Linked DNA regions of Mus musculus: regions 2 and 3 are each linked to region 1. Evidence: chromatin loops called from intact Hi-C (ENCODE). Cell type or tissue: heart. All regions are shown on one strand.

Region 1 (2,500 bases):
GTGATGAGAGTCAAGAGAAGTTGGGCCTCAGAGCTAGCACACAGACTGGCTACAAGTGAAGTGATGATGTCACTGTGGAGTCTTCTAGAAAGTTTCTTCTGGAAAGTGGTTCAGTTTAATGTCCTATCTTGACTCACATTTTATGTGGTATGATTAAGTAAGCATCTTTGCCAGGGCAGATAAGGTTTTAATACATTTCAAATACGTGCCACACTGGATGTCAGAGAACTTAAAAGAGTCAGTTCTTTCCTTCTACCTTATGGGTCCATAGGATAGAACTCAACTTGTCAGGCTTGGTGGCAAATACTTTGTATCTGCTGAGCCATCTTGAGAGACAATAGGTTTTTAATGCTAGAATGATCTTGGATTTTTGTTGTTGTTGCAGAGAGTTGCCAGAGTCCTGATAACTGTTTCTTTATTGGTAACACTGTTACCTGAGGAAACACCCTTGTTACAACCCATGCATTAAGGGCAAGCTGTTGTCTGTGTCCATGCTTGGATTCATAGCTCTTTTAACTTCTACTAACCTGGCTTCCCTCACCATATTCACCTGCCCTGTTCCCCTGATTCTAGGCAGCCCCAGCATACTTTGGTTTTTACTTTTTGTTTTGGTTCAAGGCCCGTGTCTCACTGTGTAGCTCTGCAGGGGCTGGAATTGGCTCTGTAAATCAGGCTGACCTCAAACTCAAACTCACAGTGACCTACCTGTCTCTGCCTCCTGAGTGCTAAGATTAAAGGTGTGCCTCACCTTGTCTAGCCCTGATTTTTAGTTTTATTTTTCTCTATTCACATGTGTGTGGGTACATGTGTTTGAGGGTGTTTGTTTGTGCACGTGTATATGTATAGGGGTGGAGGCTAGGACAATATCCAGTGTCATTTCTCAGGCTCTCCACCTTGGTTTTTGGTTTTTGTGGAGGTTTTTTTTTTTTTTTTTTTAGATTTATTTATTTATATCTCTGAGTACTCTGTCTGCATGTACACCTCTATGCCAGATGAGGGCATCAGATCACATAGATGGTTGTGAGCCACCATGTGGTTGCTGCCAATGGGATTCAGGACCTCTGGAAGAGCAGCCAATGAGTGCCCTTAACTGCTGAGCTATCTCTCTAGCCCCTCCACCTTGATTTTTAAGAAAGATCTCTTGCTGGCCTAGACCTTGTCAAGTAGACCAGGCTTTCTGACCCAATCCTAGGAACTCCCCCTGCCTCCACCTCCCCGGTGGAGATTATGGGACCACTCCTAGGTTCTTTACATGAGTGCTATGGGAGCATACACTTTACTGATTCGGCTCCTAGCCCCAACTCCACACCCCCTTTCAGTCCTGGGCATTTCGGCCTTGTGCCCCTGAGCCACAGTCCCAGCCCGATGATGTGATGACCTTGATGTTTCAGTGCAGTCCTAGCTTTGGAACTGTCTGCTTCAGCACAATCCCACCATGTGTCCCTCAGCCAAACCTCGCTCCAGAGGCCTGTCTCATCTGACCTACTCCCTGCCCTAGTCTAGGATCTGCCATTTCTCCGAGGAGGCCTGGTTTCCTTTTGGGGGGAATGGTTGTGGAAACCAAGACTGAGGCGCTGGCTTACTTGTTAGCAGGTTTGCTGGTATACAGATAATATATCAGAGCAAAGATGGGCACAGGAGGCTGCCCATCCCAAAGCAGCGCTCCAGAGCGGATGAGCCACGGCACCTGTTCTTGGGTACTTGCTATAGGCTACGCATATTTTATTTGTTTTTTCCCCCTCTATAATTAGTGTGTCCTCAAAAGAAAGTGTGCCCCTAACGAGTCCTGTCTTACAGGGTGGCCCATCTGATCTAGGATCGGGAATGTGCCCAAAGGTTAGCCTTCAGCATCATCACTGTGCATGGTGGCAGCCAGGGCTCTCAGCACCAACTACTCTCTATGTGCAGTTCCCCGTACAGCCCCAGAGCAGCGGCATGCTCAGAATTCTAGGCTCACTAGGACAGTAGAGCCGGAGAAAGGCTCCTGGAACAGGCGGGGAGAGCTTGGGAGGCAGGTCCCTTACCTGAGACAGTTGTGAGGCCTCCAAAGACCATGGACTCTGGTGCCAGTCCGTGTTTGTGGGCTAGAGACCATGCTTTGTCTGAAAAGTTACTCTGTACACTCGGCCAAGTCCTCAATCTAAGGTCAAGGAAGGCTCCTACTCTGTCCACTCACAGAGACTTACCCAGGAAACTGAGTTAAGACTCCTTTGGGCAGTGGCCTTTTTTTTTTCCTTTCTCTCTCTCCCAGTCCACCTTCTTGAGTCTGATGACCTCTACAGCCAGCGAAGCTGCGTCCTATGAGTTTACCACCCTGACGTGCATCCCTGGGGTCATTGAAGTAAGTAGACTGTGCCGGGCCCATGTGAAAGAGGGGTGCTTGTGTTTGCATTTGTCAAGTGCTCCTTATATAAGCATCTGAGGTAGCTGTCCCTATGTGGGGATACCCTGCAGTACTGGCCCTTCTGGGGACCTGAGAAGTACCTGGCTGACCTCACTT
Region 2 (2,500 bases), 79 kb after region 1:
TGGAGAGTTCAACCTATGGGATAGTCGCTTAAAAAAAAAAAAATCTTTTTCTGAGGCAGTCTATGTAGCCCTGGCTGGCCCTGAACTCCTGAGGTACATACACACACACACACAAAACTTAGTGCTGGGTTTAAAGGTGTGCACCGTACCCAAAGAGGGTCATTTTTGCCTGGGTGAGCAGAGCTGGGGACCTTAGCTATTAGGTGCATCTGGGTGCAGTGGTAAAGAGCTCCCGCCATGAAAGGCAGATCAGAGGCTTAGAGAGCTGGGCTCCTGAAAAGCTTCAATCTGCCCAGGCAAACTGCTCAGGTAAGAGACCCACCAGGTGTTCACACAGTACAGACCGGGCTCAAGTCCAGTTCAGCTGGCTTTGCCCTTCAGTCCATCTTCTACCTGCAGCTGCCCTTCCACCCTCTCTCTGTCACCTGGGCCCAAGGGGCTGCCCCGGGAATCCCCAGACCCATTTCCCTTTTGTCTGCCTGCTGTTTGGGAGAGAGGGTGGCCTGGATTCCCTAATTTCTTGGCTTTCCACTCCACAAACTTTTCCAAGTTACCACACAGTCCCCACTTTCCAACAGAGACTGCTGCCACCCTCAGTTTTCAGATTAGAAGACTGAGGTCTGGATGCTGTATCAGCAATCCTTCTGCTGCGTCATTCCATCCTCACAACCACCGTTCGAGGTAAGTACTGGTTCCTGGTTTTACACACCAGACTCTGGGATGCCTGGAAGACAAGGGGTGAGCTGTGTGACAGACACTGTAGATGGACAGGCATTACAGATGACAGACAGCATGGACAGCCAGGAGGGGCGGCGATATATGAAAATCTGACGGAGTATCAAAGACTGGAAAAGGGACTGGGAACCAGAAAAGGAAGCTGGAATTCATCTTGGGGAGGTTCAGAGCAGAACCTCTTTGCTATTCCTATTTGCTGGAGTGCCCAGGGACCTCCAGCACGGCTAAACCTTTGTTCAGGCTTTCTCCTCCGCTTCAGGATTTTTTATTGTTTGGGTTTGTTGTAGTTGTTTTGAGACAGAGGCTCGCTGTGTAGCCTAGGTTGGCATCCAATTTGTGAGCTATCCTCCAACCAGTCTCCAGAGTGCTGAGACGCATTTACCATCCCACTGTGCAATTTATTTATTTTCTGTCTGAAGAATATTTCCAATTTGGACCGATCCGTGGTAAATCTGCGCCCTTCAGACAGGAAAGCCTTTTTGTCGCCCCCTATAACAACGCCCAACCCCAGTAGGAACGTGACGTGCCCGTGCGCGTGCCCGCGGCTGCGCGACCCGTGGGCAGTCCCGGGACGTGACTTGTGGAACGTCCGCTTCGGGAAGCGATGGCGGCGGGAATGGGGTGTGGGTGCCCGGACCGCGCGCCTCCAGCTTTTGTTGTCCTGGCTTGCTCCACAGTTTGGGCCTGATGCTCTCCTGCCCGTAATTTTAACTTTCCACTGTTTCCGAAGCTTCACCGGAGTCCTGAGGGCTTTTCGTCGCCGAGAACTCCATTCAGGCACTTACTTAGCCACCCATTCACTCTTCAGGGGTCCTCGAGCTTCTGCCCGAAGCTAATTAAGTGATGGACGCAGTAGCCAAGGAGACTAGTTGATTGACAAGCATGATTTACCAACCGACTCTGGAAACTCCAGTCCGTGTTTGCCCAACGCGTGGCCGGCAGTCCAATTAAGAAAGTGGAAGCTCCAAAGGGGGCGGTCACGGGGCGGACTGGGTTGTGGCGATTCCCGAGGATTTGTGCGCTGGAAGCTGAGGCGTCTGCGGGCATCCGCACGATGCCGTGACGCGGCAGCGCTGTCCAGTGGACACCGCGAGCACACTCCGGCGGGTGGAGTCCCTCGGCCCCGGAGGCGGCTTGGCGTGCAGGCAAATTGTTGTTTTCGGGAGCTGTTCTCGAAGCTTTCCGCGGGTGGGGGGAGGGGCGGCGGCCGACGAGCGGGCCTCGTCTGCGCATGCGCCGGCCTCTCCGCCGACTGGGCGGCACGCACGCGCATGCTCAAAGTACGTGGAGTCTCGTGGCCGCCGGCAGTGCGCACGCGCGTCGAGAAGCCCGCTAAGGAGCGGCGCTGTCGGAGGTCGGGCGGGCTGGCGGTGACGTCGTGAGGAGAGCTTTAAAGTGCGGGCCGGGCCGGGCGTCTGAGGGTCCGACCGGGAGTCTGGCGGAGTCTTGGCCGAAGCCCTCCGCGGCATGAGGCGCTGCCGGCGCCTTTTTCCCTCAGGACGCGGAGAAGGTGGAGGAGGAGGAAGCCCCGCTGTAGCTGGTGCTGCATGACCGACCGCGGCTGAGGTTCGACCCCTTCCCGGCCCCTCTACGCCTACCCCTTTGGTCCCTTGAGCCACGCATGGGGGCCTGGCACTGAGGACCCTCGCTTCCCTTTCGGGTCCCTTTCGGGTCCCCTGAGAGCCATGCCGGACCGCCGCGGAGGACCCTAGAGTTGAGTTGGCGGGGGCCATGGCGGCCGCCAGCGGCTACACCGACCTGCGGG
Region 3 (2,500 bases), 68 kb after region 1:
ACTTCCTGCTTCCAAATATAGTCAGGTCCCCGGGAGCTAGGGCTTTCTATAGCCATCAAGGAGCTAGACTTGCTACACTTTCCTTAGTTTTCTTTTTCTTTTTCTTCTTTTTTTTTTCTTGGTTTTTCAAGACAGGGTTTCTCTGTATAGCCCTGGCTGTCCTGGAACTCACTTTGTAGACCAGGCTGGCCTCGAACTCAGAAATCTGCCTGCCTGCCTGCCTCTGCCTCTCGAGTGCTGGGATCAAAGGCGTGCGCGACCATGCCAGACTTCTTAGATTTCTTAAAACCAAACCTGGTGCCTTTAGTCTCAGCACTCAGGAGGCAGAGGCAGGTGGAACTACATGAGTTCAAGGTCAGCCTGGTCTACAAACCAAGTTTCAGAAGAGCCAGGGTTGGCCGGAGGCAGAGGCCAAGGAGACACAGAGAAACCCTGTCTTGAAAAACAAATAGGGCTGGTGAGATGGCTCAGTGGGTAAGAGCACCCGACTGCTCTTCTGAAGGTCAGGAGTTCAAATCCCAGAAACCACATGGTGGCTCACAACCATCCGTAACGAGATCTGACTCCCTCTTCTGGAGTGTCTGAGGACAGCTACAGTGTACTTAAATATAATAAATAAATAAACAAATCTTAAAAGAAAACAAATAAAACAAAGCAACAATAACAGCAAACAAGAAAATTAAATAAAAAACAAACACCAGAAAACTTGCATTATGAGTTTGGGATAAAAGCTTTGCTCAAAGGTGAGTCTAGGGGACATTGAAAGAAGTGTGGTGGAGAAAGGTCAGGTGCACAGTTGGCTGGAGATACTGGGAGACAATATAGAAGAAGCCTCTTTGTCCCCACAAGACATGGGGGACAAAGAACGAGCCTCTTTGTCCCCCCAAGAGTAGAGGTGAGCTTTTTCTTCCGGGGTAAGGAGCTGCCATGATCCTCAGTCTACAACTCAATTGTTCAGTAGCTGGGGTGGTACTAACTGTATATCATTCTACCTTCCTCTGCATGGGGGCCAGAAATAAAGCTCTTTGCTAAGGGATATGGGTGTTTTCAGAATGAGTTTTGATATAAATGAGTTTTGATATAAAGGTCGGAGTACCCACAGCCCCCACTACCCTCTGCATCTCAAGCACGAAGCATCAGTATTTGTTGAATCAGTTTCCTCTGGTGAGGAAGCTGAGGTCCAGAGTGGTCAGGTGAGTTGCTCCAAGTCACAAAGCCGATGTGTTATCTGAGGAACTGACATAGAGCTGGGCCTTCTGCCTTCTGATCTGACCTGCAGGGGAAGGTTTGACATGGTAGAGACCACCTCACCCTCACACCTGTTTGCCCCCTCTGTCCTCATCCCCAGGAGTTGATTGTGAAGATTCCCCTGAAGGAGATCCAGTCCACGTGGACTCAGCAGCCCACAGCCAATTCCAGTTACCCGTATGTGGAGATCTCCCTGGGGGATGTGGCAGCCCAGCGGACCATGCAGCTCCAGCTGGAGCAGGTAAGTCCAATCCTGCCAGCAGACCTTGTCATGTGATGCTCTGGCTTTCTCATTCTAAGCACTGGGCTCTTCTCCAGCCTGGGCTATGCCTCAGAAAGCAAACTATTCCGGTACAGGGAAGAGAGCTGTGAGCTATTGTGAAGGCCTTCCCAGGAAGCAGTTTAGCAGTGCATTGGGGGGTGGGGGGAGGATACAGGTTGTTTGCAGAATAGTCAGAAGCCTTGGATCCCCTGGAACTAAATCCACAGACAGTTGTGAGCTGCCATGTGGGTGCCGGGAATCGAACCCAGGTCCTCTGGAAGAGCAGTAGGCCCTCCTAACTGCTGAACTATTTTTCCAGCCTCAGACTGTTTTTTGTTTTTGTTTTGTTTTGTTTTGTTTTTAAATCTAAAGGATTTACATGTAGTAAAATCCTGGGCTTGGCAGTGGTAGTGGTATATACCTTTAATCCCAGCACTTGGGAGGCAGAGGTTGGTAGATCTCTGTACCTTTGAGGTGAGCCTGGTCTACAAAGCAAGTTCCAGTACAGCTGGGACTGTTACAGAGAGAAACACTGTCTCTAAAAAAACCAGAGACAGAAACAGAGACAGAGACAGAAATGGGGGGTTGGAGGGGGGAGAGAGAGGATGAGAGAGAGACTATTTTGTGTCCCCTACTCTGCAGGGTCTGGAGCTGTGTCGCGTGGTGGCTGTGCATGTGGAGTCCATGCTCAGCGCCCGGGAGGAGCGGCTCACACTGCCTCCCAGCGAGATCACCCTCTTGTGACGTGGCCTACCTTTTCACTGCTTCCCGCCAGAAGATTTGCTCCATGCCCTGAGGGTAGATGCTCAGCCTCTCCAGACCAAGTGACTCTTGGGGTGCTGGGGAGATGACTCAACAGTTAAGAACATTGGCTGGTGAAAAAAAGAACATTGGCTGTTTTTCCAGGGACCTGGGTTCAATTCCTAGCATCCACATAACAGCTCACAACCATTTGTAACTCCAGTTCTATGATGTTGTCCATGGGTACCA

Evidence for each region. Hi-C counts contacts between places; a loop is a spot of excess contacts. Peaks named below come from ENCODE experiments on the same cell type or tissue, not always from the same donor. Only the 100,000 strongest peaks of a DNase experiment are listed, where the experiment ranks them.
Region 2: a loop joins it to region 1, with 2.5 times the contacts of the local background. A loop is called at or near these places in 9 of 42 quality-filtered maps.
Region 3: a loop joins it to region 1, with 2.1 times the contacts of the local background. A loop is called at or near these places in 8 of 42 quality-filtered maps.

What each region holds. Positions count from the first base shown.
Region 1 is chr11:60,457,191-60,459,690 of GRCm38, forward strand. It overlaps Drg2 (developmentally regulated GTP binding protein 2), which reads left to right. Exons shown (of 13, transcript NM_021354.2): 3 at 2,252-2,341. Among named protein-coding and RNA genes, the nearest start is that of Drg2, 3.8 kb to the left of the region's middle. In heart, a CTCF peak has its summit at 1,007 (motif pointing right); no DNase peak of the experiment used is centred here.
Region 2 is chr11:60,535,957-60,538,456 of GRCm38, forward strand. Alkbh5 (alkB homolog 5, RNA demethylase) reads left to right here and starts at 1,727. Exons shown (of 4, transcript NM_172943.4): 1 at 1,727-2,500. The coding sequence starts at 2,467. In heart, a CTCF peak has its summit at 1,218; DNase peaks (open chromatin) are centred at 585, 1,305, 1,685, 2,025 and 1 weaker place; H3K4me3 peaks cover 2,448 bases; H3K27ac peaks cover 2,500 bases.
Region 3 is chr11:60,525,172-60,527,671 of GRCm38, forward strand. It overlaps Myo15 (myosin XV), which reads left to right. Exons shown (of 65, transcript NM_001103171.1): 64 at 1,349-1,489; 65 at 2,153-2,500. The coding sequence ends at 2,254. Among named protein-coding and RNA genes, the nearest start is that of Alkbh5, 11 kb to the right of the region's middle. In heart, no CTCF peak of the experiment used is centred here; a DNase peak (open chromatin) is centred at 1,460.